2 separate regions of the Homo sapiens genome follow, and region 2 is linked to region 1. A link is a loop called in an ENCODE intact Hi-C map of the cell type or tissue named here. Cell type or tissue: K562. All regions are shown on one strand. Each heading gives the region's core, and the rest is flanking DNA. Links, peaks and the distances in the headings are about the cores only.

Region 1 (4,384 bases), core at 286-4,285:
AGCTCCGCTAAGCCATCTCGCAGTCCACAGAAGGTGTGAGGGAAAAACAGGCACAGACCAGCAAGTCAGTGTCCTGCAGACCCCGCCCCAATTTCTATGAGTATTGACTTCAGAATCTGGGATTTTCCTGTTTTCCTCCTCTAAGTCACAAAGTCAACAGTTAATTCAAAGTCAAAGATAAATACAATCACCTACATTTTCTAATGTGGTTGGAGCCTTTCAGCCAGAGGGCGAGGGAAGCCCGGGTAGGCCCCCTTTAGGGCTTCCCTCTTGAGAACCCAGCAGGCCTGGAGAGACCTTTGGCCTAGGCCCTGAAAAAGGGGTCGCATGTCCTCTTCCCGGAGCCCCCGTCTGTGCCCAGCTAGTGACTTGCGGGCTCGAGGGCCAGGTTGAGGGTACTCATCGAGCCTCGAACTCCTCCTAAAAATGATTCCTGCCAAAAGCGCCTCTCCATCCCGGCGCGGCCTTCGGGTCTCTCCGATGAAGGGACTCCCTTGGGGATCGGAGGAGGGGACAGGGTGATTACCCAGAGAGGTAGCTGGCCAGCCTAAGGGCAGAGATCTTGGGGCCCTAGTGCCCGAAGGTGCGGAGGAGCGCACTCGGCAAGACTAGTTTCCTGGGGATCGACTCTACGCCATACAGGACGGCGGCCCAGGCTGGACCGGGCCGGGCTAGAGCAGTCACAGGCCGGGCCAAGGAAGGCCAAAGCAGGGGTTGGAGCCGGCCGGACCCTGGGTGGGGAGAAGCAGGCTCCCGCCCGGCCGGAAAACTAGTCGGCGCAGAGCTGTGCCCAACTCTAGCCGCCATGACGTCACGCGGGCCGGGCAGCCAATGAGGACGGCGCTGGCGTGGATATTAAGGAAAGTTAGCGCCTGCCTGAGCACCCTCTTTTCTTATCATTGACATTTAAACTCTGGGGCAGGTCCTCGCGTAGAACGCGGCTGTCAGATCTGCCACTTCCCCTGCCGAGCGGCGGTGAGAAGTGTGGGAACCGGCGCTGCCAGGCTCACCTGCCTCCCCGCCCTCCGCTCCCAGGTAACCGCCCGGGCTCCGGCCCCGGCCCGGCTCGGGGCCCGCGGGGCCTCTCCGCTGCCAGCGACTGCTGTCCCCAAATCAAAGCCCGCCCCAAGTGGCCCCGGGGCTTGATTTTTGCTTTTAAAAGGAGGCATACAAAGATGGAAGCGAGTTACTGAGGGAGGGATAGGAAGGGGGGTGGAGGAGGGACTTGTCTTTGCCGAGTGTGCTCTTCTGCAAAAGTAGCAAAATGTTCCACTCCTAAGAGTGGACTTCCAGTCCGGCCCTGAGCTGGGAGTAGGGGGCGGGAGTCTGCTGCTGCTGTCTGCTAAAGCCACTCGCGACCGCGAAAAATGCAGGAGGTGGGGACGCACTTTGCATCCAGACCTCCTCTGCATCGCAGTTCACGACATCCACGCTTGGGAAAGTCCGTACCCGCGCCTGGAGCGCTTAAAGACACCCTGCCGCGGGTCGGGCGAGGTGCAGCAGAAGTTTCCCGCGGTTGCAAAGTGCAGATGGCTGGACCGCAACAAAGTCTAGAGATGGGGTTCGTTTCTCAGAAAGACGCGGAGTACGAAAGAATGCGGCCGACAGAGCTGGGCAGCGCGTAAAGCTCCCAGCGTGTGATTTGAGCTTCACTTCGGAAGACCTAATAATTAGCGATTCTCACTGAGCTAGAACGCGGGCTCCGGTTACTGCGGGCGCTGCGCTGGCTGCCTCGGCGGGAAGCGCGCGGGCGCCATGGGAGCCGGGCCGCCAAGCCCGGGAAAGAGAAGCGCCCACCACCCTGCGGCCCTTGGAGGGCCAGAGCCGGGGCCCGGAAGTGTCCCCTTAGTGAGTCAGGGAAGGGACGACCCAAACTTAGACTAACTTGTGGTTCAGCCGGGCGAAAGTCCTGGGAGCCCGGCCCTAAAAGCAGCTGGAGACGCCCAGGCCGGCTTAGGCGGGGCACCCAAGAACCCCGCCCGGGAGTTTGGGGCGGCCTCTGGGCCAGGCCCCGGCTAGCCCCCAACCCCCACTCCCACTCGCGCTCCTGCGCCCCCTTTCTAGGTCTTCTGGGAGCACCTTCGGAGCTCAGTCACCTGTGACAGGTGTTGGGACCTCCGCCCGACTCCGAGCGGTGGCGCCCCCTGCTCACCTCACCTGGAAACGGGGGACGAGCGCAGTGGCAGTCCGGCCGCACGCCTTACCTGGGCCGGGATCCTCTCCTCCGCGGGTTCCTCTCCCTGGAGCTGGGCGGCGAGCAGGTCGCCTGCTTCGCAGTGGGAAGTGGACCTTCTCCTCCAGTCATAAATCAAACCCAGCCATCCTCGGGCCTCCTCCCTCATTAGAGATGTTTATTGGAGATCGTGTTTATTCGGCTGTCACGGCGAGAAAACGCGGTGACATAATTACCTCTGACCAGAGTCCTCGCTCCGCGCCCAGGGCGAGCCGAGGACCTCCTCTGTCGCCTTCTCATGCCCGTGCCCTTCGTGATCGGAGGGCGCCCGTGATAGGCTTGTCTTTTTTTCCTCAGACCCTCTCATAGAATTTGGATGACTGGAATTACTATTCAGATTTCCCCAGGGCCCGGAGTTTATTTATTTATTTTAGAATTGGAAAGGAAAACCGAAGGGAACCCAACGCCCCTCCGGGGCAGAAGGGGGCAGCGCGCGCGAGGCGGAAGGACAGTCACTCTCGCTGCACAAACTTTCCCGCGGGCCGCGCCGCGCGTGCAGGGGCTGGACGCCACCCGGCGCCAGAGCCGGGCCTGAGGAGCGGGGTCTGGCCGGGAACGAGGGCTGCCAGCCTGGGTGGTGTCATTTGTTGCTTCATTTTTCATTCCCTTTCCTCTCGTGAGGAATCAGAGGCATCGGGCCGCGCGGGCTGAGAATTCTTAAATTCTCCCCGGCCGCATTCGGCTGAGCCAACCCGCAGTTCCTGTCAGCCCCTCTGTCCCCCGGGCAGCGGTTTTCCCCGCTAGCCAGGTTTGGAAGTCACCCTCTGTGAGACTGGGTTAGGAAGTGACGAAAAGCGCCGAATTGTTTTCAAATTGAAAATACTTTTTTTTTTTTTTTTGGAGATAGCGCTGACAAATATATGGGATCCCGGCTTTTGATCCCTGGCTGCCGCCTCTGTTCTCCTGTCGCTAATAAAACTCGCATTGAGCCCCTTAGTGCCTTGATTAACAGGCAGATTAACTCTTACTGGGGTTGGGAACAGCTTGTCCTAATCAATGTCATTTTAAAAGCCCGTCAGGATGCGCTTAGCTTCGGTTCCCTGGATGCTTGAGCGAGCCAGCCATGACATTTGCTCCCTCCCCCTCCCCAGCCTCAAATCCCCCAGTAAAGCCCCCAGTTCCCGCCTGCCTGTTCCCAGGTCTACAACGGGACAAATCGCAGGACCGGGTCGTTGGCCTTTAGAATAGGCAGCGGTTTAGAGAGGGGATATCCAGGGAGAAGGGACTGAGGTGGCCTTGACTTGCTTGCTTTTCCTTTGAAGCTGAACTCTTGCCTCTTGGGGGCAGAGGTTACAGGGAAAAGAGAGATGGGGGGATCGTCACAGGGTGATGAAATGGAAAGCAAACTTTTCTAGGAACCCTATTTGCAAAAATCGGAGAGTGCCGCTGATTTCAGTTGTCCTACATGTCAGGAGTTTTAAACCTAACTCCTATCTGGACAACAGCATGGAGGGACTGGGAGGCAAAGCCTTGGGAGTCTGACCCGCTGGGCTGCTAGGAATCCCTTTGCTGGGAGACTCCACTGGACAATGTTATTTTAAAGGTATTTTGGGGGTGGGCAGGGAGAAGACAGAGAGAGAAAGAGAGAGAGAGAGAGAGAGAGAGAGAGAGAGAGAGAGACAGGCTGGCCTCCCAGAGCGAACGGAAGAGGACTGAGGACTGAACCCAGGGAGCCCCTAGCACTGGCCATTTGGCAGGAGGCGAGGAAGGGCGAGGGCACCGCGGCTTCCCCCCAAGCCGAGCAGTGGCCACAGCCTGAAGGTGCCACGGGGCGGCTCTGGGATCTTCTTGGCTTTTCTAGGCTCTGGGCTCGGCGAGGCTGCCGGGTTAGCGGGAACCGGCAGGTTGCTGGAGAAAGGAGAGGGACAAAGGCCTGGAAGTGGGGGAGGCACCAGGGACTGGGCGGCCGGGATGGGAGCCTTTGCCTTTAGGGCTCACTGGACCCGTTTGCCAGCTCCGCGGACAAGGGATCCCACCTTCCCAGGGTCTGCAAAAAGAGAGACGTTTGGGGCACTACAAAGTGACGCAGGTGTCTGCCAAGACTTTCCTTCTCCAAAAAATGCCAGTCTTCACCCTTTCCAGCGCGCCGGCGCTGCGCCTCTGCTTGACCGGGGAAAGAGAGAGTTTGGAGGTGTCAGAACTGTCAGAACT
Region 2 (4,384 bases), core at 214-4,213, 420 kb after region 1:
ACACCAGGGCCTGTTGAGAGGTGGAGGACAGGGGGAGGGAGAGCATCTGGACAAATACCTAATGTATGAGGGGCTTAAAACCTAGATGATGAGTTGATAGGTGCAGCAAACCACCATGGCACATGTATACCTATGTAACAAACCTGCACATTCTGCATATGTATCCTGGAGCTTGAAGTAAAAAAAAAAAAAAAAAAAAAAGAAAAAACAGTTAAAAAAAAAAAAAAGAGGCTGGGCATGGTGGCTCACGCCTGTAACCCCAGCACTTTGGGAGGCCGAGGCGGGCAGATCACGAGGTCAGGGGTTCGAGGCCAGCCTGGCCAATATGTTGGAATCCCGTCTCTACTAAAAATACAAAAATTAGCTGGGCGTGATGGCGTGCGCCTGTACTCCCAGCTACTCAGGAAGCTGAGGCAGAAGAATCGCTTGAACCCAGGAGGCAGGGTTGCAGTGAGCTGAGATCGTGCCACTGTACTCCAGCCTGGGTGACGGAGCGAGACTCCGTCTCAAAAAAAAAAAAAAAAAAGAGAATTAAGAGATAGATCTGCAGAAACAGAATTCACAAAAATAAAGAAATGTAAAAGGTTAAGATACGTGGTTGAATTACTGAATCCATGGCAATTTATGGCAAAACCTTTTTTAAAACCTCTATAATATACCTTAAACTGTGAGATTTACTAACTCTAAAATATAATGTTATACCAATTCCTTTTGTTAGTAACATGCCTTTTTTCTCTTTTGAATATATGCAAGTGTAGCATAACCCCTGTCCTGTATGACTGCACATAAGATATAAAAACAATTTTAAATCTTGTGCAGTGGGTTACATAATATCCAATATAAATATAAACCCAGACACCTCCACTCCCCCAAAGCAAATCAAATAAGTCTTTGATGATATATTCAACACAAGCTACAGAGAGAATTCTGATATCAACCCTTTACCTCCAATTTCCCCAGATGACGATTAGCAGTAGGGAGGGTACTTGCTGACTTCACCTACTCTCTGGGTTCAGGGAAAAGATGTTTTTTTATACAATTAAGGACTCAAGAAACTGATGTCAAACTAAAGTCATCCCTGCTAAATAAGAGTGGCGATGTACACATACAGATCCTATAGAGGGGCTCTCCTACAACAACTCAGAGCTCTTGCTCTGGCCACCAAGGCCATCAGGTACTAATTAAGTAGTGTGTTCTGTCAACGCTTTCATGCTTTTCTTATATTAATTGATCTTGATCATTCTGCCATATTAATGATACTAGTTCAGTGGCTTTGAATTCCCTTGGGTGCTTTACCCCTGAGATGGGAAAAAAACAGTAAACAAGATATGAGAAAGAAAATGTCACAGATTATCTTTATCTACCTCTTATTTGAATCAATGCTAAAACTGTTTCCTATAAAAGTTATCTATTTCTTTTATTTGCAGAAATGTTCCTGTGGACCTAAAATGTACAAATATTCTTTAAATAAAACTTCAACTGATTTAACTTTATAAGCTACAGGAAACAACAAGTGAAATGAAATATACTAACATATATAGGTATACAGGTATGTAACATTCTCATATATAGGTGTTCAAAATTAATGATGGGATTACATGCATAAGGCTGGAGAGGTGGTAACAATCCTTAATTCTAAATACCTAATGATGAGAGAAAGTCAACTAAATGAAGCTCAATAAACAAGATAGGTGACCTTAATACTGACAGGGAAAAAAAAAAGAGTAAAAGAAGAAAAATAAAGCATTTAATAACTGTAGTTAAAGTCAATGAACTTAATACACTATTTTTGAAATAAAGGCCTAAGTAGGCTTCTTAGGATACCAAGAAATACATATTGGGCCAGGCGTGGTGGCTCACGCCTATAATCCTAGCACTTTGGGAGGCCGAGGCAGGAGGATCATGAGGTCAAGAGTTCGAGACCAGCCTGGCCAACATGATGAAATCCCATCTCTACTGAGAATACAAAAATTAGCTGGGCATGGTGGCACGCTCCTGTAATCTCAACTACTCGGGAGGCTGAGGCAGGAGAATCACTTGAACCCAGGAGGCAGAGGTTGCAGTGAGCTGAGATCGCACCAGCCTGGGCAACAGAGCAAGACTCCATCTCGGGGGAAAATAAAAAAAAAAAAGAAACACATATCCTCTGAGATAATTTTTGATTTTCATTATTGCAAATCACTGTTATTTTGAAGCAGCTGTTAAACAGTTGGTGAGGAAATGCTGTTAAGACCGTGCAGTTGTAATTCTCTAATGAATCTGAATATAGTTTAGACAGGCAAGAGATGCACATTGACTGACTTTGGCTGTGTTTTGTTGTTGTTTTGCTTTATTTTCTATGAGATGCTCACTTGCTTAAAACATGATCATGTTACAAAAAGTTAGGTATCAGAGTACTGCAATTGTGTCCTTTACACTTTGACACTGCATTAAGATTATGAAAGCTGAAAAAAAAAAAAAAAATCACAAAGGTAAAGTCAAGTACAACACACTACTGCCACCTATTGCTTAGTAAAATATTGCCTAAAGAAGCAGTCAACGATTCATTGATCTTTTATGCAAGTTAACAAATGAAACATGGTTTTTAAAATGTTTTTAAACTCTTTTAAGGTTTTGTGCTTCAGAGAAAATATAACCCACGTGTAAAACTGGCATCGTAAAAATGTTTATCCATCAAAAAAAATTATTTACTACCTTACAACAAGCCAGACATTGTGCCAGCCAATGAAGATACCATGATGAATAAACAGGGATCCCTATCCTTGAGGGACTCACAGTCTAGTGGTAAAGAGTAGGCATGCCAACAATTTATTATAATGCATTGGGAAGGATAGATGCATGAATAAGATGACAGCATGAGAAAGTTTTCACTTGGATAAGTTGGGGAAGGTTTTATAATAAAGGTGATATATGACTAGGTTTTGAAGGATGCATAGAGTTGGCTATGGAGAAACTGTGTAGGATTGGGAAGGAAAGGTATTCCAGGGAGAGGGAAGTAGCAAATACAAGGCAAGAAAGTACTAAAATGGGTATTAGAGTTACGAAAAGCAGAACTGTAAGTCAGACCAAGAATGAGTGAAAGAATGGTTGGATAGGGAAAAGGGAGATGAAGTTGAAAAGCTAGACTGGGGTCAAATCATAGAGAGTTTTTTAGTATGCCAAGAAATGTGGATTTGTTCCTAATTAAAACTCCACATTATTTTCATGATAGGGACATAATCATGTTTTTGTTTCAAAGACAAAAACATTCTAAACTGATAGTAGGATGGAATGGGTAAGAGGATAGATAGGGAGATTGGCAATAAAAAAACTACTGTGCTACTGTAGCCCTCCTGAGGAACTATGCTAAACTAAGGCTGCTGAAGATCAAAGGCGGGAGTCAGACAAGGGGAAACATAGGAAGCAGGGGACATAAATTTGGAAGTCACTCATGCAGCAGATAAAGCTAAAGGAATACACAGAGAGCAGTCTGTCTTAACCTTTTTGAGTTATGAACTCCTCTAAGAATCTTATAAAAATTTGCATATAATTGAGGGGCTAACCGACCTCCAAAGTCCCCTGAGCCTCAGATGAAGAATCCTTGATTTCCTTGTAAGTGAAGAGGGTCAAATAAAACTCAGAAGCACAGTGACATTTATATCACATAGAGGAATAGATCCTGGAAAAGAAAATAGAGCAGTGGTCAGACAAGCAAGAAGATAATCAGGAAAGACATGCTCCTGCCCAGAGAGGAAGAAATTTCAAAATTCAAGACTTACAACAGTATCAGATGTCACAGTAAATCCACTACATTTGGCAAAAAAGGAACACTGGCCACTTCGGTAGTCACCGTTTAGAAGACTGTCAGTGGTGAAATGGAGTGGGCTGAGAAGCCAATGGATAGTAGACAATTAATGTTTGGCAAGAAGAAAGGAGTGACAGTTCAAAGAACCAAGGTCAATGAAGAATTTTTTGAAGAGCTTTTACTGGATGAGTGGAAAAAGCTAATGGAAAGGGGAAATTAAAGATACAAGAGATAACTGGAGCAACACTGATTTTTAAAATACTAAAAACTGAGTTTTGATTCTGGTTCTGTTATTACAAATCTTGTGATCCCAGAAAAGTTATTCAACTGTATAAAATTTCCTTGTTTGAAAAATGAAAAGAATATTTGCCAAACTATAAGCTACTCATGAGAGTAAGGACCTTTGTCCACATTCACCACTAAATCCATAGCACCTAGCACAGTGCCTGACACGTTACAAGACCCTTAATATTTAGTCAATGAATAAAAAATATGTCCATATACTTCACAGTGTTTTGTAAAAATCAAATAACACATTATGAGTCAATATATTTTGAACAAAATTTAAATTTTTTAAAAATTGGGGTATACAGTCAGAAT

Evidence for each region. Peaks named below come from ENCODE experiments on the same cell type or tissue, not always from the same donor. Only the 100,000 strongest peaks of a DNase experiment are listed, where the experiment ranks them.
Region 2: a loop joins it to region 1, with 4 times the contacts of the local background. A loop is called at or near these places in 3 of 110 quality-filtered maps.

The regions. Positions count from the first base shown.
Region 1 is chr11:31,814,460-31,818,843 of GRCh38, reverse strand. It overlaps PAX6-AS1 (PAX6 antisense RNA 1), which reads right to left and starts at 2,278. Exons shown (of 3, transcript NR_033971.1): 1 at 2,205-2,278. It also overlaps a transcript of PAX6 not described here. RefSeq lists enhancers at 207-966, 2,488-3,249, a promoter at 769-1,041 and a silencer at 4,213-4,384. In K562, for the core only: a CTCF peak has its summit at 2,664 (motif pointing right); a DNase peak (open chromatin) is centred at 2,711; H3K4me3 peaks cover 1,934 bases; H3K27me3 peaks cover 4,000 bases.
Region 2 is chr11:31,395,557-31,399,940 of GRCh38, reverse strand. The region is part of intron 2 of DNAJC24 (DnaJ heat shock protein family (Hsp40) member C24); the gene reads right to left. Among named protein-coding and RNA genes, the nearest start is that of DNAJC24, 28 kb to the right of the region's middle. In K562, for the core only: a CTCF peak has its summit at 2,503 (motif pointing left); no DNase peak of the experiment used is centred there.